Linked DNA regions of Mus musculus: region 1 is linked to region 2. The links are chromatin loops, found by intact Hi-C in ENCODE. Cell type or tissue: gastrocnemius. All regions are shown on one strand. Each heading gives the region's core, and the rest is flanking DNA. Links, peaks and the distances in the headings are about the cores only. Region 1 overlaps Pdlim5 (PDZ and LIM domain 5). Region 2 overlaps Gm33189 (a long non-coding RNA gene).

Region 1 (10,850 bases), core at 1,267-9,266, 68 kb after region 2:
CTCCAGTGGATCTAATGTCCTCTTCTGACCTTTGAGGCAGCAGGAATGCATGTGGTACGCAGACATACTTGCATACAAAAGACTCATACTCATAAAATAAGAATAGTGAAAACTTAAAAATCATACTACTATTACCATGTTTCAGATGGTGATATTTTTCTAGGGCCACAGTATTTTTCAGATTTTAGATTGTCACATATATATGTGTACACACACACACACACACACATACACAACACACACATATGTATATATGTATTCTTTTTTCAGCATTTGATTCAGGATTTAGATAAGGTTCATAGTTTGGTATTGTTCTGTAAAATTAAGTCCATTTTTTTCCCCATGTAAGTTGCTTTTTAATAGTTATTTCTTGGGATTTTATATTAAATTAGGCCATATGTTGACTAATGCATTCTTTGATGGATAACTTATAGAAAGTTAAGTGACTTGATATCAGTATTTGACAAATTGCTATGATTAATGCCTTGTTTTTAAAATAAAACTGCACACTGAAAAATCATTATTTTTTATTTTTTATTTTTATTTTTTGTTTTTTTGAGACAGGGTTTCTCTGTATAGCCCTGGCTGTCCTGGAACTTACTCTGTAGATCAGGCTGGCCTCGAACTCAGAAATCCGCCTGCCTCTGTCTCCCAAGTGCTGGGATTAAAGGGGTGTGCAACCACGTCGGGCTGAAGAATCACTCTTACTCATATATTTAAAATCATGAGTTGGTCTATTTATCTTAAATATTTAACCATAAAAATAAGCTTTTTATTCATTTACCACCTTAAGTCATCTTGAGTAGCACACATGGGGAAACATTGCTGTAATATTAGTGCTGTGTCTCCCATTCCTTCCACTTACCTCCTGTGCTGAAATCTAATCAGGTACCCTAGGAGGGACCAACTTGAAACCTTAGAAACATTTCTCGGATGTGTCCAGAAACAAGGTACATTTTGTACAAAGTGTGATTTTACTAGCACACTGCTAGTGGAGTTTGTTACCAATATGACATCCTGGTTTAGCCACCTCAGCATTTTTTATCTCTCAGGTTCAAATTCTATTACATGTGACATGCTACTTTACAGAAGGTAAACTAGAAACAGGTTCCTTCTTTTGGATTGCTATTAAATCTTAAGCTTGTTATTAATAAATAGAGTTATCTAGGCAATGACTGGAAACATTTTTCTGTTGAATAGGATTTAGTTTTTTTTAAGGGAAAGTTGTTTGAAGATTATAAAATTAAAAAATGTGATTTTTAAAAAGTACCTGAAAATTGTTAGAAAGGCAATTCAGTCTGCTAAATAATTTGTTTGAAAATAATGAACTCTGTAGGAAAATATTATTTCTTGATATGCCTTACATAGATTTTTATATGTAACTATTCATATATAAATGGATTGTCATTGTTTGCATTTAAAAGTGAGTATTATATAAATAAATTCTTAAAGTTCTCATGTTCAGGGAATTGTCCTTGTTTTTAAACTATGCAGATGAAATTGTAGAGGACAGGAAGAGAAGGGTAAAGAGAAGTTACTTGTTACCTGATAATAATTGTAGCAGTAATGTTTGTAAAGATGAATGCGAATACAGATTCCATTTGATTATAGCCAGAGTCAGTCTCTCTTAGGTATCCTTTTAGCCTTCAAGCTTATTTCTCTTAGGCGTCACCATTTACACATGTTAGCAGTTTAGAATTTTGGTTATACACTATCTTCCCTTAGATACATGTTAGTGTTGTGCTGTCATCCTGTCTGATAACATAGTTCAGATTGTATTCATTTCACACATCATGGGTCTGGATAATAGGATTTTAGGAAATTATGAGGTTGAAATTGACTGACCACAGTGAGTTCTGTGTAGTTTATAAGCCTTGTGTTTAAAGAAAAGCTTAGCCTCCAGTGGGCTTTTTAGCTCCCAAACATTAAATCATGTGACATTTGTGTGGGTAAAGGGCAATTGATTCTGAGTTAGGATCAAGGATGGACAGATGGCCCTCCGGCCCTCCTCAGGAACAGGGAAGTGCAGTGTATTTCTTAGTTCATCTCCTAGATAACCCTTTCCATCTGTTTTTCAGCCAGGACATCAGTTACATTTCCGATGCTCCAAGTGAGTAGAACTGAAATGTAGGCTTTGTTGTGACTAGCTAATTAGACCTAGCATCCTCTCTTTAAATAGTCTTTACCTTTATTTTTACACTTGATAACGTGGCCAAGTATCAACTTGAGATGAACTAGCAAACTTTTCTAAGTAGCCTACAGAATAAGGCTCTAGGCTAGGAGATAAAAGGAAGACCCTTTGTAAGCTGGGTGAATTGATGTCTGAGACTGTGAGAAAGTGTGAAACCTGGAGGGCTGGGTTTGCTTTACAGTTTGACACACATTGCCTTTGCCAATTAAGTCTTTTCATCCCTTTTGAGTAGAAGCGCTGTTTTCCTTTTGGCTGTTAGGGTGCTGGCCTAAGAGATTAATTTACAGAGGCTTTGCAGTGTACTCTTAGAAGAGGAGGTAGGGAGTTCTATTTTGCTGAGTCAGGTGCCCTTTCTCCTCATTCCCTGTGGGATTTCCTTCTCTGTCTGGAAAAGTGGACACAGAGCTTGGAATTCCTTTTTGCTTTGTTTGATAATTAGCTAGATGGAACTTGTGCAGCTGGAGAGAAAGAATGAATTTAAACCAGAGATGTCTTTGTTGTTGTTATTGTTTGAGACAGGCTCTCACTTTATAGGCCTGGCTGGCCTGGTAATCATAAAGTATAGGCCAGACTGCCCTTGGACTCACAGAGATCTGCTAGCCTCTGTCTCTTGAGTACTAGGATTTCAGGTGTATACTGCCACGCCTGGTCACAGGGACACTGCTTTGAAGCTCTCTTAGACTGCTTTTCTTTACCCTGTTTATAGAAAGAGAATGTATTTATTTCTTTTGAAAGGAAAGCAGAAGATTCTCTTTGTAGCTGAATGTAATCCTTAATTTGCTGTATAAGAATCACTTCAGATTTTATGGTAATGTATTTGGAGCCATTGAAGACCCTAACTTGGATAGAGAATTATGTTAAAAAGCAAAATTTCAGTATAATTTGAATGTAAATATATCACCAAAGATCATATGATTCATGCCTCCCTAAAATTTGGGTCTTATGTTTTGGTGGTTTGATGTCTGTGTATTGTTTTGAGGTTTTATGCATCTGGGCTTTTCTTAAAAGATGTGTAGTTCTGAGCTGAGGGGCACATTGCTTACATGCGGAAATTCAGTATATTCTTTCTGATGTTAGCTTGCCTATCTTCCATTTGAAATATTCATTAGGGGTAGAGTCTTAGTTGTGTTTTTTGGGTCATAACATCCACAAGTTGCCTTATCTATTTTACATAACAAAATCATTTGTATTTTGTGTGGTGATGGGAATATTTATATTTTCCTGTAAGTACTTGAAAATGGATTATCTATGTTTCTTAAGAAATATGATGGGAGCCAGGCAAGTTAAATGCCAATAGGAAGACAATCTCAATAAATCACTTCTTCCCCACACAGAAAAAAGTATAAACAAAACTTGACAAAGCATAGAAGAGTCTCTGGAAATTGGTATTACTAGGAGTTCAGATACTAGCAGATAGTTGTGGCCCACTCAACACGTACTAAACTCTCATATTTAGGGCAAGAGGTGTGTGTTAGCTTTTCTTTCTTTCTTTTTTTTTTTTAATTGTCACTGTTCTGTATATGGGGGATGTTTGTGTATGTGCACTGACTGTGGCACACATGTGGAGGTCAGAGGGTGATGCCAGGTGTTCCTGCTATTGCTCTCCATCTTAGTTTCTAAGATTGGGTCTTCCTCAGCAAACCTCCTGTGTCTACCTTCCTGTGCTGAGATTGCAGGCAGCCACCACCATATTTTTATATATGGATTTTAGCAATCTGAATTATTCTATCTTCCTAACCTTTGGGAAACTGTATTCTTAAGCAGTATAAATGATGTTAAGTGCAGAAATGTCCAAGAAATACTGAGTTTTGTTGATTCTACAGGCCCAACACAGGTCCTTTAAGTTGCAATTTTATATTATAGTGTCAAGTCAGCTGATCCCTCTAGACAAGTGTACTGTCCTGTTGTTACTGACAGTAGTGCTAGCTTGCTGAATAGTGGCTCTGTAATGTGAAATCAATTTTTAGCTTGTTTTTTTTTTTAAATGTGACTCCTTAGAATTTGAAGAAATATTTTTCTTGGATTAATCGAAACTATTCTTGAATGGAAACAGCCTAGTTTTCTACAGATGGCTAAGGAATTGGTTTTCCATTAATGGTGCTTGCCCAATTTGTAGGATTTATTTTCAGCTTGTCTAGAAACTCCTGTTTCCTTCATTTAATTGGAGAAATATCCAATCTCTCTCTCTCTCTCTCCCTCTATTTATAGGTGTTAACTTTTTAGTCATTCTTTCCCTAAAGCACTTACAGATGGAAGTTATTAAGTTAAAAAAAAAGTATAGCTTACTTACACTTTGGATGATTTTTTAAAGTGTAGCATTATTTCTAGACCCCATCTTTGGCTTTAAATGAGTCTCACAGATAGCTATGGGACAGACACTTTTTTTTTTTCCTTTTTTTTTTTTCTGAAATGAAATTTTACTTCCATAAAACACATAATGAGGACACAGCTTCGTATGCGCATGGGAAGCTGCCCATAGTAAAGTAAAACTGTGCGCAGTTTGAACTGTCCCCACCTGTGGTGTAAGCTGGCTGGGAGATGGTTTGGAGGGTGTCTTGCTGAGCGTGTGGTTTGCAGTCTTCCTCCCTACCTTCTTTGTTCACTAGGCTTTTATTCATCCTCAAATACTTTACTCTTTACTAAAGCACACGCTATGAAGGATCAGCCCTAAGGGCAATTACTTTTCTATGAGTAACATACAGGAAGAGTCTTATGAAGGCAAACAGAATACTTCATCTCCTTTTATGGGAAGTAATTCTGCAGGAAGAACCACCTTGTCATCCTTATTGTCATAAAATGGCCATGTGGAATACTACTAAAGGTGTCTTTTCATCGGTTGATGACATAAAAATAGACCTTGAAGGTCTGGCAGTCTCTAACTCTTGGGCTTGTGGGCTGTCTTTGGTCTTCAGGGAATATAGTCAAATGAGACAAGTATCTACCTAAGCCACTCTAAATCAGGCCTGTATCAGTCTGGGACATTCTGTTCCTGGTTTGGGAACTCTTCGGCCCCTGGCAGTGTCTGTCTGTAGGTTACACAATAAGCTGTCCACTGGAATGCATGTGTGTATCTGTGATACATACCTTGGACAGAGTTGCAAAGGAGTGTAAAGTAGGGCGTGCATCAAAATAATTCTAGAATTTCTTGTTTTATAGTTTGACTTACAGTCTAGTACTTCCTAGTTAGGTGCAGAATGTCCAGAATGTGTAGTGGTATCTTGTAACATCTCTTTTAACACACATAAAAACATAATCTAAAAATTCAATAAAGTTCAATAAATGTGTACAATACAAATATATAAAATAAAAATTACTTAGCTAATGTTTTTCTTTTCTTTTCTTTTCTTTTTCTCCTTCTTTCTTTCTTTCTTTCTTTCTTTCTTTCTTTCTTTCTTTCTCTTTCCTTCCTTCCTTCCTTCCTTCCTTCCTTCCTTCCTTCCTTCCTTCCTTCCTTCTTTCTTTCTTTCTTTCTTTCTTTCTTTCTTTCTTTCTTTCTTTCTTTCTTTCTTTCTCCAAGACAGGGTTTCTCTGTGTAGCCCTGGCTGTCCTGGAACTCACTCTGTAGACCAGGCTGGCCTTGAACTCAGAAATCCGCCTGCCTCTGCCTCCCAAGTGTTGGGACTAAAGGCGTGCGCCAGCACTGCCTGTCTTATTTTTCGTTTCTGTGCTGTAATATGTGCCACTGTCTTTTGTAAATGTATAGTCTACAACTATCCTTTATCATGTGATATGTAGCATCAGTTTGTTTTCAGATTAGTACATAAAAGCATCTATTTGTGCAACAACATTTTTATTCGTAGTAATTGTTAGCATAGAGATTTAAATGTGATTGCTTACCTTTGCCTAATATACATACATAAATGCATACATATATATCTTTGTGTGTAAACAAAAAGTCAGATGCAAAGCATCATTCTTTTACTGCTGAGTGTTATTTGCAATTTTAGTTAAAATTGGTAAACATTTTAAAAATGACCTGTACAGTTTTATGAACAGTGAATAAAATGTTATAAATTTTGTTTATGAATATCTCTTTATTTACTCCAATGTAAAATAGCATTCTGATTTTTTTTTAACCAAATTCCTTCTTAAAACAATTCTTCTCTGTGGAGTACCTTGAGTCCGACATTTTCCACCTCCTGGGAGAAGACCAAGTCAGCAAAGACAAGGGTGTATGCAGCTCACTGCTCAGGATTTGTAATGATTGAACAGATAGGAAATAGTAGCAGGAACAGTTAGGGCTTGTTTGCTAATCATGTAATCTAAATATGAAAATTGATAGACTATCCAAGAAGTGATAGTACCTGATAAAACATTATATTAATAGGCCATTGCTTTTATTGTTACTAATGTTGCACTAAGAAATAATTTAAAAAATTGATTTGAAGAAGGTAGGAATGAATTCTTAATAAGCCTTATACCCAGTTCTTTTTATGTCACTGTCTGAACGTGAAATTTATACCATACATGACTGTATGTCATTTAAAGAATATTTTAATTGGCAAAAGCCACTAGGAAACCTTTATTTTCATCTTTGTCATAAATCAGTGTGTCAATACTGACTGGGAAGTTTTATGTCCCAGCATATAACTTTGCTTGTGTTCATTAACACAGATTCTCAAGTTTGATTTAGGGATGTGGTCTCTTTTGCATTTTGGAAGCATTGTAGTGGTCTTCACTTCATTCAGAAAAGCAAGGGGCTGGGCGTGGTGGCTCACACCTTTGATCTCAGCACTCGGGAGGCAGAGGCAGGTGGATTTCTGAGTTCGAGGCCAGCCTGGTCTACAAAGTGAGTTCCAGGACAGCCAGGGCTATACAGAGAAACCCTATCTCAAAAAAACAAAAACAAAAACAAAAACAAAAAAAAAAGCAAAAAAACAACAACAACCCCCCCCAAAAACCAAGAAAAAACCAAAAACAAAAAAACAAACAAAAAACCAAACAAACAAAAAATAAAAAAAAAAAAGAGAAAGCAAGGGATTGAATGACTGCCAGATCATACGTTTAGCTGGCAATGTATTTGTGCTGATGTTGGTTATTGTATTTACTTACTGGAACCAAACTCCTGAGATAAACAATGGAAAGGTGGAAACCTTTGTTTTGGCTCATGATTTTAAAGGGTTTGGTTCATGGTTGCTTGGCCTCTCACACAGAAAATGTCCTGGTGGAGCGAGAGAGTAGGGGGCGTTCTTCATGGTAGACAGCAAGCAGAGGAGGAATTGGATCTAGAGGACTGGTATAACTGTCCGAGGTTCACCTCCTCCTTCTAAGTGCACCTCCTACTGTTTCCATAACTTTCCAAAATAGTGCCACCAGCTGGGGACCAAGTTTCAAACACATGAACAGTTAAGGGTCATATTATATCCAAACCATGACGGTGCTTGAGACAGGAAAGTAGACTTTTCCAACTTTCTGAGGTGTTCACTCTGGTGTTTGATTAAATCACTCCCCTCAGGCACTTCTTAACTTTGACATTGATTATCCTTAGCTGATAGAGCATTGACATTATCCCATTGCAGAATTGTTTCCTATTTCTTGTTCCTAGTTAAATCCTGGAACAGTTTCCTCTTCTTCTTTTGGACCAAGAACAAATTAGATATTAAATAATCTCTTAGGAATGTATCTTCAGTGCCAGTTAACTTGTTGAATATACCACTGGTGTGTTATGTTGCTGTTCTTTCATGGCTTGGAATATTTTTCAGTAACAACCAAGGTTTATAACCCTATGACTAGGGAGTATCAGCTGTTCTTCACTGAAAACATTAGTGAGATGAATTCCCATCTTTATCATCTATAAATACCAGAATCAGAAGACTATCACGTTTGTTAGGAGAGATATATGCAACCTGCTTTAAAATATTTTGTTTTAATTATCTACCTTGATTTGATAGATTATAATTATGTATACTTATGGGATATAACATGATATTCTGATGTGTGTAAACAACATAGATTGGTTGATTTAACCTAACATATTTGTAATCTTAGGAGTTTTTTTTTGTCCTTTTTTTTATTTCTTATGAAAGCCCCAGAGAACAAGATTGCCCTTAGCACATGCCACATTTCTGTATTCATCACTGAGTTCTGGAATTCTCCATTGGGCCATCCTTGTCTTTGTGAGGCAGAGTCTCTCTCAGGCTTGACCTCGCACTTGTTATTCTGCCTCACCCTTCACAGTTGCTGGCCTGATAGGCGAGGGCCGCCATGCCCAGCGTTCCTTGCAATTTTAAATAACTTTCCTTTCACCACATCACAGTAACTCCCAAACTGTTACCAATTTCCACAAGAAACTTCTGATACTTTTTCTCTTAAATCTAATTTTATTTCTTTATTAGGTGTGTGTGTGTGTGTGTGTGTGTGTGTGTGTGTGTGTGGGAGAGAGAGAGAGAGAAAGTCCGTGTTAGCACATGATTTACTTAATTATTTGAAATGTATGTGTGTTTTACCTGCATCTATGTAGCTGTATCATTATGTGTGCCTTGTGCTTGTAGAGATCATAGGAGGCCATAAGAGGCCCTGGACCTTGAGTTACTGAAGGTTAAGTTCCAAGTGCCACCATGTGGGTATTGAGAACCGAATGATCCTCTGCAAGAATTACAAGAATTCTGAATTATCTCTCTAGTACTTGCTATAGTAATTTTTTTAAAAACACAATTTGCATCAATCATATATGAAAAATTAGTAGAAGTAAATATAAAAGCTAAGAACAAATTAAAGTTATAAAAGTAAACACTTTTAATTGCTATAGTTTCATTTTTCATTATTGTTCTAGACAACTTTTCTGTCTTCCTGTGTACAATGTCTGCATGCGTGTGAATATGCTTGCCTGTGCACGGATCTGTGAAGGCCAGAGGAAGAGGTGGGCACCGAATCTTTTCATTGATGGATCGCTACCTTAGTTTTTGAGATATAGTCTCTAAAGGATAGACACAAAATCACCAACTGGCTAGAAGGACTAGTCAGCCAGCCCCAGGGATCTTTCTGGCTCTGCCTTTAACACTGGAATTCCAGGCCTGTGCTGCCACACCCAGTTCTTGACCGAGTGCAGGGATCTGAACGTTGCTCCTCAAAATCACATAGGGAGTACTTCACGCTATGAGCCACCTCCCCAGCCGTCTTCTTCCTGTGCTTCTTTTTTATTTGTTTTCTTGTTAGTCTTTGCTCAACCTTCAGTTCTCTAGTGTTTTAAAATATGCGTGTATCCGTAATTCACATAAATTTCCTAGATATTGAATATAGATCCCCTCGTCTGTGAGCTCTACTAAAATGTTAACAAGATATGCCCATATGCATTTGGCAAAAAATTATTGAAAGAATTCAGATGCTAATAAAGTTCACAGCTTTTCAAATAGTTTTACAAGGTTTCAGAGGCTCTAAAAGAGACTACTTGTTCCAAAAGGCACAGTAACTTATCCAGGAGAAAAGTCTATTTTTACTTATTAAGGCATGTATAATGACCACTTTTTAATGATGTTTGAGCATTTACAAAGGTTTTATATTAAAATTTTTCCTACAAAAGGAAATTTTCTATAGAAAAATTTTTCTATAGAAAAAGTATTTAAACACTAAAATACCATTTTTCATCTGTCTTGGAAGCTAAACTATCAATGTGATAGCACATTACCAAGATAGAAAGAAAGAGACATTCTGATATATTACTATAGTTTGTCAATAATATGTTAAAATTACAAGTGCACTAATTTTTCCTTTGGGAATTTACCCTATAAACAACTTCACATATAGGGAAGGAAACACATTGGAGATTATAAAGGAGTAATTCTTCATAATAGTTGGACATTTGAGCTCTTTTAAAATTTTATTTATTTATTTATTTATTTATTTATTTATAGCTCTTTATATCCCTCTCTTACCTTCTCAGAGATTTATTTATTTATTTATTTATTTATTTATTTATAGTTCTTTATATCCCTCTCTTTCCTTCTCAGAGGGATTCTTTCCATCATGTATGAAGTAGACCAAGGAAAATCTTACCAAAGTCAAATGTTGACGTCTTTGCGTGTGTGTGGGCTGTGTGGCCTTGTGGGCCTGTGGGTGTGTGTGCGCGCATGCATTAGGACAGAGGAGGGTGCTCTCTATTACTCTGCCTTGCTCCTTGGAGGGAGGTTCTCTCATTGAAACGGGAACTTGGGCTTTAAGTCTAGGATGGTTACAGACATGCTTTTTTGTAATGTTGAAAATCCAGGGTCTATCTGACTTTTTCAAAGGTCTGAGGCTCTGGGTTCAAATCCTTATGCTTGCTAGCCAGGCTCTCTTACTCCAGGATTTCTTCTATTACCAGATGAGTCACATAGACTCTTTTTTTTTTTTTTTCTTTTTGCATTTAAAGGGGAATTTCTTTTCTTGTTTCTTTCATTTCATTTCATTTTATTTTTTGAGGCATTTTCTATTAGGTCTTTTCTTCATTTACATTTCAAATGCTATCCCCAAAGCTCCCTATACCCTTCCCCCACGTCACACAGACTCTTAATAATTGTCTTCTATTTATCTTGATTTATCCATTTTTAGCTTGAAACCTTAGACCTTTTTTTTTTCAAACAACTAAGAAAGTTTCTAACGGTAGGCTACTCAGTTCTATATCTTTGTTAGTTCATTTGGAGCAGTCTGTTTCCATTAGCTACTGAATAGCAAGGTTGTGATT
Region 2 (10,850 bases), core at 1,980-9,979:
CTGAGAAGCGCTGTTCTGACATCATTGGTATCTAAAAAGCAGTTGCATTAGTTTGTTAGGTGTTTCTCATAAGCACCCCACATTTCCCACCTCTGCACATCCCATGGTTTCTCAGCATCATTCAATCTGATGCCCGGAACTATGCATAGTATCTCCCTCCCCTAAACCAGAGCAGGTCAACATTGATATGAGCATCAGACTTTCACCAACAAAGCCAGTGCTACATTTGTTTATCTTCCTGTGATACCACTGGTCAGTGTAGACTTCACAACAGAACTCATTAGTAATTTTATGGTAAAGTTCAAAGTCAGGCAGTCCTCAAAACTGGGTTACTTTCAAATACTTTTAAAGCCACTTTAAAATGTATTTTATTTCTACCATTTATTCCTATTAAAATCTAAAATCCTCTCTCTGGACTAGAGTAATGTTTAAAGTCTTTTATAGGAGCTTGCTTTAGCATTATCAGCTGCCGGTGTAAGGTCCTGTGGTACCCTGATGCACAAATGCCCTGTTCGGTGGTCAGTTTACTCTTTGACTTGTCTAACAAGATGTCAGTGAGTATGGTTACAGAATTTTACAACTGCTCTCTCCACTTTTTATGTAAACTTGATCTGTAGAGAGCAAGGAATCTGGAGTCATGAGATATAAATTCACCAGAAGTTAAGACATTTTTTGGACACCCGTGTATGTGACAAGATGATTGTAGTGAATATGGCAGCCCAGTAACAGATATTCCTGTCATGACCCCTTACCATAAGTGACAACTGTCAGTGATGGCTTGACGTCCCTCAAGCAAGGAAATCGCCACACAAAGCAAGTGTCAATGTGGCTCAGACAAGGCCTCCTCTGTCATTTCCATCCACCCTTGTCACAAGTTATGCAAGTTTTACTGGACATCTTGAGTCCTTTAACACTATAACTTCTTTTCAAACAATTTTCTAAATACTGAAAATCATTTCATCTGTTTGACCATTGTCCTAGTTAGGGTTACTATTGCCATGATTAAACACCATGACCGAAAAGCAAGTTGAGGAGAAAAGGGTTTATTTGGCTCTTGCTTTCAAATTGTAGTTCATCACTGAGGTAAGTCAGGACAGGAACTCAAACAGGGCAAGAACCTGGAACAACATCTCATTCTAAAATCCTGAGCTTGGTCACTCTTCAAAGTACACTATAGTCCAACTAAACCAAAAATGGCTGGCTCCGAACCCATGTGTTTCTCACTCCATGAGGCTAGGTGTCTCAGCTGGTCTTCAGTATATGCTCGAATCCTGAAGAAGTAGGTTGAATGAAGACTTGGGTGAAGGAATGGACTTGCTCCTGACTCAAGAGCAAAAGCTTCCTTCTCTGTGTCCTCATGTAGGCTTCGCAGAAGGCATGGCCCACTAGATCTCCATTAAAAGTGTCTCTTCCTACCCCAAAAAATGCAGATTAGAAGTAGGTCTTCCTACTTTAAATTAAGCAGAAATCCCTCATAAGCATGCTCATCCAAGAGCTTTTGTTTTGGGAGATAACCTGTGCATGCCCTGAGACCTAAATGGTAAAAGAGTCCCCACAAATCTCATGAGCATACATTTACATGCTCTATGTTAAAAGAATTTTAGGAGTAAGAACTATCTTACTATTTTTCACACTTTGTTAAACATAAATCATTATTACACAAGCAAACAAACCCATAATACAGTTGCGGTTGTGATTGTTCAACTTAGCCATTGGTCAACTGTGCCCCCTCCTAAGAAGGATCGAAGTATCCACACTTCGGTCTTCCTTCTTCTTGAGTTTCATGTGTTTTGCAAATTGTATCTTGGGTATTCTGAGCTTCTGAGCTAATATCCACTTACCAGTGAGTGCATATCACATGTGCTCTTTTATGATTGGGTTACCTCACTTAGGATGGTATCCTCCAGATCCATCCATTTGTCTAAAAATTTCATAAATTCATTGTTTTTAATAGTTGCGTAGAACTCCATTGTGTAAATGTATACATTCCTCTGCTGAAGGACATCTGGAGTTTTTCCAGGTTCTGGCTATTATAAATAAGGCTGCTATGAACATAGTGGAACATGTGTCCTTACTACAACTTGGAGCATCTTCTGGGTATATGCCCAGGAGTGGTATAGCTGGGTCCTCAAGTAGTAATATGTCCAATTTTCTGAGGAACCACCAGACTGATTTCCAGCTTACAATCTCACCAACAATGGAGAATTGTTCCTCTTTCTCCACATACTCGCCAGCATCTGCTGTCACCTGAGTTTTTGATCTTAGCCATTCTGACTGGTTTGAGGTAGAATCTCAGGGTCAGGGTATAGCAATGGGGGATGTGGAACTGGGGGTAGCAAGTGGAAAGTCCCAGATGCCAGGAAAGCAAGAGACTCCCAGGACCCCACAGGATGACATAAGCTGATATACCCCACAAAGAGAAGGGAGAACCTGTCAAGACCATACCTAGAGGTTAGGCATCCCCTCACCCCCATTGAGGGATGGGGCCATCCACCCATCTCCAAAATTTTAACCCAAAATTGCCTCTGTGTAAAGGAAATACAGGGACAAAGAGTGGAGCAGAGACTGAAGAAAAGGCCATCCAGAGACTGCCCCACATGGAGATCCATCCCACACGCAGCCACCAAACCCAGACTCTATTGCTGATGCCAAGAAGTGCTTGCTGACAGGAGCCTGATACAGCTGTCTCCTGAGAGGCTCTGCCAGATCCTGACCAATACAGATGCGGAGCCTCGCAGCCAACCATTGGACTGAGCACAGGTACCCCAACGGAGGAGTTAGGGAAAGGACTGAAGGAGCTGAAGGGGCCTTATCTGGCGTCAATGGGAGAGGAGGCCCTTGGTCCTGTGAAGACTTGATGCCCCAGTGTAGAGGAATGCTAGGGCAGTAAGGTGGGAGTGAGTGGGGGGGGGGGCACTCTCATAGAAGCAGGGTAAGTGGGGGATGGGTTAGGGGATTTGCAGAGTGGAAAGGGGATAACATTTGAAATGTAAATAAGTAAAATTCTTAAAAAGAAAAAAAAGTCTCTTGGTAGAGAGTGTAACAGCAGGGTGCCTTCTCTGTGCCGCTGCAGTGATAGTGGGGGATGGTCGTGAAACATTGCTCTGAAATACAAATTTGAAAAAAAAAAAAAAAGCGATATTCTGAAGCAAGGGACCTTCCCACGGACCTGTCAGAAGCTGAACTGGAGAAGGCACCACTAGGGGGCAGTATGCCTCTCATTTGCAGTAACCGGTTTCACCTCTGCCAAATTTCCAGGACCTCTAGCAGTTTTGAAATGTTTCTTCCTACTAATACTTGATTATCTCTTTCTCCAGCAGAAAACGTCTGCTGTGTGTTGTATCATTAGCTTTAGAAACTCAGTGGTTTAGAGAGGTAACTCCCAAGTGAGCTTGGCTGAACATTTAGAATTCATTATACTTTATTGGTTGTCAAATAACTAAGAACGGTGCCACCTATGATTTGCAAAGGAAATAACGTCTGACACAAAGTACTGTGTTTACAAGTGAAAGTAAACATGTGGGCTGGCAACGCTAGACTTGTACAAGCGAACTTTGCCCTTCATCTTAAACAGGCAGCTGCAATGAGAGCCCCTTTGCCCAAAATAGCTCACCATCAGCCTGTCACTCAGCCTGAAATCCATCAGGGCAGCGCTGCCTACGTTTTCCAGAGTGAGGGCTCCTACAAGCCAAGACTCACAGACCCTCCCTGATAATTCTCAGATTCTGAAGATATATAGTGTAAATATGTGTAATATCTAAAATATACTGTTTAAAGTACTGTCACCCAAGGAACTCCACACATTAGTGTGTTCTGAAAAGGTGGGAAATCAGACATGCAAATCACTTAGACAACAGTAAGGTTTTTTTCTTAAATAGGACCATGACCCATAGATGTAACTACACAACCTTACTGTTACAGAACAAGTCCTGGGGTCTGTAAGAAGACAGTCATTAGCTTTATATCACAAATGATGTTTTTGATACGGAAACATCTTCCTGTTTGGATAAATCTCTTTTGAAAACTCTCCAACTCTCAGAAATGTTAAATTGTGTACCTGTCTGCCTACAGTTAAGAAAGGCCAGTGTTCTTTCCCTGCCATTTATTTATTAGTACACTTGATATAATTTGCTTGTAACTGCCCACACGTGTTTGTTTTTTTTTGTTTTCCCTCCTGAAGGCATACCAAGGTTAAAGATCTTTTAAATATCAGTAGAAATTTGATCTCTCAAAGATGTCACCGTCAAGCAGTGTGTCTGCTTGACCTGAACATGGCTCTCTGGTGTCCTACTAAAAGTACGTAACAAGCATTCTTAGCTCAAGTTTCCTGCAAGTTTTGACATCATAGATGAACTATCTCCTGGCGCTATTAAAGGGATATCTGGCATCATGGAGCAGTGAAGGCGGCCAAGATTCCAGAGCTTGTGATGGCTGACGGGGAGGCTCTGCCACTCAGTTTTGGGAAAAGTCAAAGTGCAGAAACTTCCCGTACACCTTGTGCCTGGTTCCCATTGCTATGTATCAAGCAGGGTACAGCGACAAAGTAAAATGCTCACTCAGCTGGGTGACTTTCAAGATAAGGTTCAAAAAATAAGAAAGCCCGAATCCGGTACAACCCTAAGAAAACAATTGAACACCAATAAAATTGTCATCCAATGTAGAGAAAAGCAATTAATTATACTTCCCCAGCATCCAAGGATATTTTACTACAAAGTAGAAATGAGAAATGATTGGTTTTATTCTTGTCAAATACTCTTAATAAATATAGAAGACAGAGGAAAAGGTTGTGAGTGAATTATCAGCCACCCGAACAGTCCAGGGTCCTCTCAAACATCATCTCTCCATGACTTTCATCTGAACAGACAATTCTGGATCATAGTTACATGTGTAACTATGTATGATCATATATGATCATAGTTACATATGGTCCTCTGACTTCAGTAGACACAATTCTCCAAATTTGTGTCTCGTAGGCTGAGAAATGCTCATTAGGCTGATCTCCTTCAAGGTCTTAGAATATGTGGGTGATTTGTGCATAATTATACCATTAGCTCAAGTTAGCCAAAATGTAAGAATCTAAACCAGCTAAACTACATGCCTCTTCCAGGTTTGTCCCATATAACTTTCCCTGTCACAAAATTGTAGATGACAGTACATTGAAATGAAATCATTGATAGGAAATCCCTCTGGTCACTCAGGGAACTTTGTCTTCAGGCAAAGTTATCTGCTGAATGTGATTACATTCCTACACTCCATCTGGAAACTCAGGAAGCTGATTAGGAAAGTTATAAATAGAATGGGTACAAGTGGTTTGATGTCAGTCTTAAGACTTAAATAATGTTTAGCAGGTGTCAAACCGAGGCCTGCTTCTGTCTGATACTTTCATCGGTGACCTAGATAAGAACCTGGCAATCTACAGAGGCAAAGTCTCCAAGTGATATTGTAAACGTCTTGCTGTGTCCAGCCCACAACGTCCACTCTAATTTCTCCTCCCTCAACCAAGCTTCAGGTCATTTGCACAGCTCAAAGGATTTCATCCTGGAGTTGGTAACTGACTGATGTAACTAATGTAATTGCTCTTCTACGGGTCCTAGAGAGTCTAGATTTGTAAAGTAAGCTTATTGAAAATAATCCATTCGATAGGTACAAATAGGAATCTTGAATTGTTTATTACCTAGGCTACTGCCTCCTGCCAAGCATGGCTAAAACTCTTCTAAATTCATAGGCAATTTTGTAATCACAGCATATCTGAAACTATAGCATTCTTTCTGAACTAAATGGTTGGACCCTTCTCAATAGTATTTAAGTAGTCATCAACAATTGATTAATTAGCATCTGACACTACATGCAGGGAAACAATTGGCTTCTCTGGTTTAATATGTGAATATGCTGTTGTTTGGAGGTAGAGACTAATATTTTACTATATCAACATACCTCAGAGCTCATTCTAAATATATCTTTACATACATATGACATATGTCTTTTATTCTCCATGGTGAAGCCTGAAGGAGAGAACAGGTGACTAGCTGTGGTCCCATGAAAGAGAGAGCAGCTTGTTCCATGAGGCTCACTCAGCTCTAACAATGATTCCAGACCGTAACCAAAATGCCTGCTGTAATTTGGAAATTTGCAAAGGAATGCTTTAACCATATATAGTACAGGCTTAATGAATCTAAAACTATTTTCTAAATAAAAGAGCAGTGAATGCCAACTGGAGAAAAAAAAACCATAGGGCACACTTAAGAGGAACCACAAATATCTGAGAGGTCGAGAGAGCAGACTGCCTCCTGCAGACTTTGCTGTTAAAAATATTCCAGTGATGTATTTTTGTAGCAAGCCAAGGGAAAATGTCCATAAATAGCCCTAGGAAGACCGGCCAGGAACTCACGTTGCCAGTGAAAATATTAAATTCACCGTCATTAGAAATATTTCAAATTCAGTTAGTATTTTGAAAGGGAAAAATATGGAGACACTGAACCATGGTGACATTGAAGTGTGGAGGGAAATCAGTGCTTGCTAGATTCTCATTCATTCTCTCCCTGTTTTCACATCCTATGAACCTTCACCCCGAGTTTAGTTTTTATTTATCATGCATGCTCTTTTATTGTTTTTGTTCTGAGTGTGTGTGTGTGTGTGTGTGTGTGTGTGTGTGTGTAGAGCCCTGTCAACTTTCCCTCTGCATTCCAAGTCATCTCTCAACAGTCAACTCCTTTTATGGAAAAACAATCCGTGTGGGTGGGGTGGGTGTGAGGTCACAAGAGGAAATGTCCACTCTGTGACACAGGATCTGTATCAATAAGAAGTCCTTCATCCTGATAGACACTTCCTCGGGTGTTAACCGCAGGCACTCAACCATAAACTAGGACTTGGCAGCTGTAGACTCTAATCTACCTTCAGATTTGTGAAGTTTCACAATTTTTTTTTCCCTTGAGAACAGCCAATGCTGAGTTCGTGCAATCCCACGGAGCCCAGATCTGTGAATAGCCAGAGTCCATATAAGGAACAGGATACTTGGCCCCTGGCAGCTGAGGAATGCCCGGCTCCTCTGAGCACACAGCAGCCATGATGATGCGGCAGAGGTTTTGCAGCCAATCTCTGAGGGCTTTCTCCCACACTAGATTGAGAAAGAGGGCTTAACAGAAACTGAGGTGCTAGCCAGGGACACTTCAGAAAGATGGCCTATGTGTGATACCTTCTAATTTCTTCAGAACAATAAATGCGTATTCGCTTGTAAACCCAATTAATTGGACATAGTTTAACTGGTTATACATTTAATCTGGGAAGCTTCCTACATCAAAGGCTTGTGTGTCGTAGCTTCCTCCTCTGATGACTTTATGAGCCATTTAAGATCTCCTTTTACTCTGGCATTAGAAAAGAAAGGAACAGAAAGGGCTCAGGGGCAGGAGCCGGACCACCACTGAGCCCTCTTTCCAGCCTTTCCCACTGTGGAAGGGATCTTCTCTGTTATCTTCAAACACGGACGGTAGTCTTCCTCGTCTTATCCTTGGGTTTAATGTAAAAAATATTTTAATACATTAAACACATAAGTTCTCTCATATTTTGATTCTCTCTTTGCCTCTATTTTCACGAGTCTTTACTAGTTAAACAGTAGAAGGACTCTCAGCTAACAACTTCAAAAATACACAAATGGGGGGGGCAAACAACAACAACAACAAAACCATCCTGGCTTCCTTTCTCTTTTTTATTTATTTATTTATTTATTTATTTATTTATTTATTATTTGTAAGTACACTGTAGCTGTCTTCAGACACTCCAGAATAGGGAGTCAGATCTCCTTACGGATGGTTGTGAGCCACCATGTGGTTTCTGGGATTTGAACTCCGGACCTTCGGAAGAGCAGTCGGGTGCTCTTACCCACTGAGCCATCTCACCAGCCCTGGCTTCCTTTCTTATCATCCTCTGTCACTGAAAGCAACAAAGGCGCTTCAGTCATCGAAAGCTGTTTTCCTGTTTTCCTCCTTCACTGAGGCTCAAAATTCTACCAAGACTTTCAAAGTGAGTCAGAAGTCAGTGGAAGCAAGCGAAGGAAAGGCTGCCATGATTTTCAGACTGCGTTTCCCCCACAAACCTCTGAGCTTCAGAGACATCTCTAGGGTAGTGCAGAGGTATGCAGAATAACCAGAGATAGATGTCGTCTATCTCAGGATAGATCCCTCCTCTATTCTCTAACTTAAGGAGACTGAGGTTTGGAACTCGGGGAATTATCCTGGTTCAGAAGGTTGGTTCTGTGACTCGCTGACAATTCGTATGTGATGTATTTGCTAACTAGAAGTGAAAGGGAAAGTTCTGTTCCAAGTTCGGCAGAGCGTTGTGGTCTCATGACAAGGGTGCATATGGACTCTTGAGTGTAGCCCGCCAGCTTTGTGTGCCTGGAACAAGTGGACTTAAGGTTAATAAAGCCCTCTGGAATTTTAATTTCTAAAACATTCTCGTGCATATACATAGGTCATTAAACATACCAGCCGATTAGAACATGGCACTATCAGGCATGATCCAAACAATGGCGCTTGTTTCACACACAAAATGCTCAGTAGACAAACTGGGAAGGAGCCGAGAGCTGTCATTTCATGACTTCATGATTTCCACAATGGTCTCAGTACCCAAAGGCTTCCCTCTGACTAAACCACCCACACAAAATCTTTCCTGTTTACACTGGAAAAGGATGGTATTTATAGTCCTGTCCTCCTTAGCAAATGAGCCCAACATAAAGCCTTCACAGTAGCATACACAATACCTTTTATTTGAAAACCTTTTAAAAGTAGTTATAGCTTTACAAACCTGACACATGGTGCAAAGAAAAAAAATTATACCCAGACATTTGGCTGCTATAAACACATTTCCATTAAGTGTGCTGGAACCTGAATAAGGATCCAAATTTTTGTGGATGTTACACTAACTCTGTGGATGTTACACTAACTCTGTGGATGGTACACTAACTCCCAGCCTTCTCACCCACAGAACGGACATGGAGACTTCAGGAGTCCCAGGCCTTGTTTTGTTTTATCTTGCAAAATTGATTCTCCCTGTGACTTAGATTTCAGAGCTTCATCGAAGACACTGTTAAATACGAGCAGGAGTTTGTTTCTGATTTCTTAACAAAAAAATAAACATCTCCTAACACAGTAAGTGAAGCTCCTTGGCCATTTCCCTTAGATAAACAAACTGCCTACAGCCGAAATGCCCAGAAACATCTTTAATGGCTCCTAACCTGTCAAAGGTCAACTGGCTTGAGTTTGTTTTACTTTCTTCCCTCTGTGGGAATTTTTGAAATCACTGTTATCTTTTAAAAAGAAGATTCCGTGTAGTTCAGTACCTTGGGAACTGTGGGGGCTTCTGTTCTGGTGCATATGGCGTTTTGCTCTGCTCTTCTGGGGGACCGATGCTCACAGCGTGGTTTCGGTGAATGCTAGAATGAAGGACATTTGAATGAATCTGCTGATGATGCTTTTCTATCTCTAGCACATCCCCAGTTCTGCAAGATATGGCTGAGTCCACATCACAGTAGCAAGCACAGGTGGTGTTGTTGAGTGTTAATTTCAGCCTGATCCTTACTCTCCGTCAACACACTTGGCAGCCATGCCTCTGCCTTGCTATTACCTGGTAGAAAATTTCAAAGCCACTGTCAACTGCTCAAAGCTACGTTTTGCCTCTGTTGCTTTTGTGGTTTCTGGGGCTGGAGTGTGAAGCTCCGCTTACTTACAGGCACCTCTGTGGTCACACCAGCTTCTATGCAGAGGCTTTTACAAGTCCTTGTAATTCACCCCTTCGCATAATCCTTTTGCCCTTAAGCTTCTCTCCCCTTTAATCATTCCATAAGAAAGCAATCCTAACTGTAAGCCGCAGTTAACAATAAATGTAAGGTATCATTACTATACAATTTGACTAAGTAATTAACACGAACCAAACTCGTTCACATTCTTTGACACCCAATAATCCAGGACAGAATAGCAAGAGCGGGTCCGGGTTCTTAGCTCCCAGCTCTCTGCTGCTGTCTAAAAGGAATCGCATGAGGAAATTACCCCTGTGGTCACACCAGGAAGGCTCACTCAATGAATGACACAGATGGGTGACCGGGGTAAAGGAGCTCTCTAAATCTGCTCGAAGAAGTCAGGGTCAAAACAAGCAGAGAAAGGAAGAAATTTTGAACCCTCAGGCTTCAGCAAAATCAGATTGGATGAAGCAGAAGGTGAGCCACGAAACTGGAGAAGATGGGACAAAGTATAAAGGGACAGGCCTGCCTGCCGTCTACGCGCTAATTGCAAACAAACTTACCACACACACACAAACGCAGAGAGTCATACATGCATGTGTACAAGAACCAATCACCTGAATGGAGCTATCTGCCTCCCTCTCTCCCCCTGACCCCAACTTGTTTATTTAGTTCTTTAGCCTTTTCTACTATTCTCCTTACTCTGAATAACAAGACCTCAAGCACAATTTTGCAGACAGACCCCCTCCCATATAGCACAAAATGCCTTTTTTCATATCCTACATTAATTTATGGCCATAGTTCAGCTGAAATTTCTAGGAGAGATGGGGGAAGTGTCTTTCTTTCACTGTGTTTTTTCTTTTCTAGTTGTGTGGGTGATGGGGATGGAACCTTTGCACGTGCCTCTACTATGAAGTTATATCTGGGATTCTCTTATTTTTCTTGTTTTTCTCTTGATGGCAGACACATTCCAGTGATATAAAAATGTAGACCAGTAATCCCATTAAAATACATTTGTATTATGACTTTGTTCAAATGGCCTAGATGAGTTTTTCATTTGGACTACTGATTACTTATTAGATAAAGAAAACCCTTAGGGAGACGTGAAGAGCTGGGGGCT

The links. A loop is a pair of places that touch in the nucleus more often than their neighbours do. Peaks named below come from ENCODE experiments on the same cell type or tissue, not always from the same donor. Only the 100,000 strongest peaks of a DNase experiment are listed, where the experiment ranks them.
Region 1: it touches region 2 in a loop (11-fold over the local background); 2 of 42 quality-filtered maps call a loop at or near these places.

What each region holds. Positions count from the first base shown.
Region 1 is chr3:142,366,973-142,377,822 of GRCm38, reverse strand. All of the region lies in intron 2 of Pdlim5 (PDZ and LIM domain 5), which reads left to right. Among named protein-coding and RNA genes, the nearest start is that of Pdlim5, 23 kb to the left of the region's middle. In gastrocnemius, for the core only: a CTCF peak has its summit at 7,491 (motif pointing left); no DNase peak of the experiment used is centred there; H3K4me3 peaks cover 403 bases; H3K27ac peaks cover 7,626 bases.
Region 2 is chr3:142,435,903-142,446,752 of GRCm38, reverse strand. Gm33189 (a long non-coding RNA gene) reads right to left here. Exons shown (of 3, transcript XR_867675.1): 2 at 9,335-9,427; 3 at 7,857-8,390. Among named protein-coding and RNA genes, the nearest start is that of Gm33189, 7.6 kb to the right of the region's middle. In gastrocnemius, for the core only: no CTCF peak of the experiment used is centred there; DNase peaks (open chromatin) are centred at 2,805 and 3,201; H3K4me3 peaks cover 2,668 bases; H3K27ac peaks cover 7,142 bases.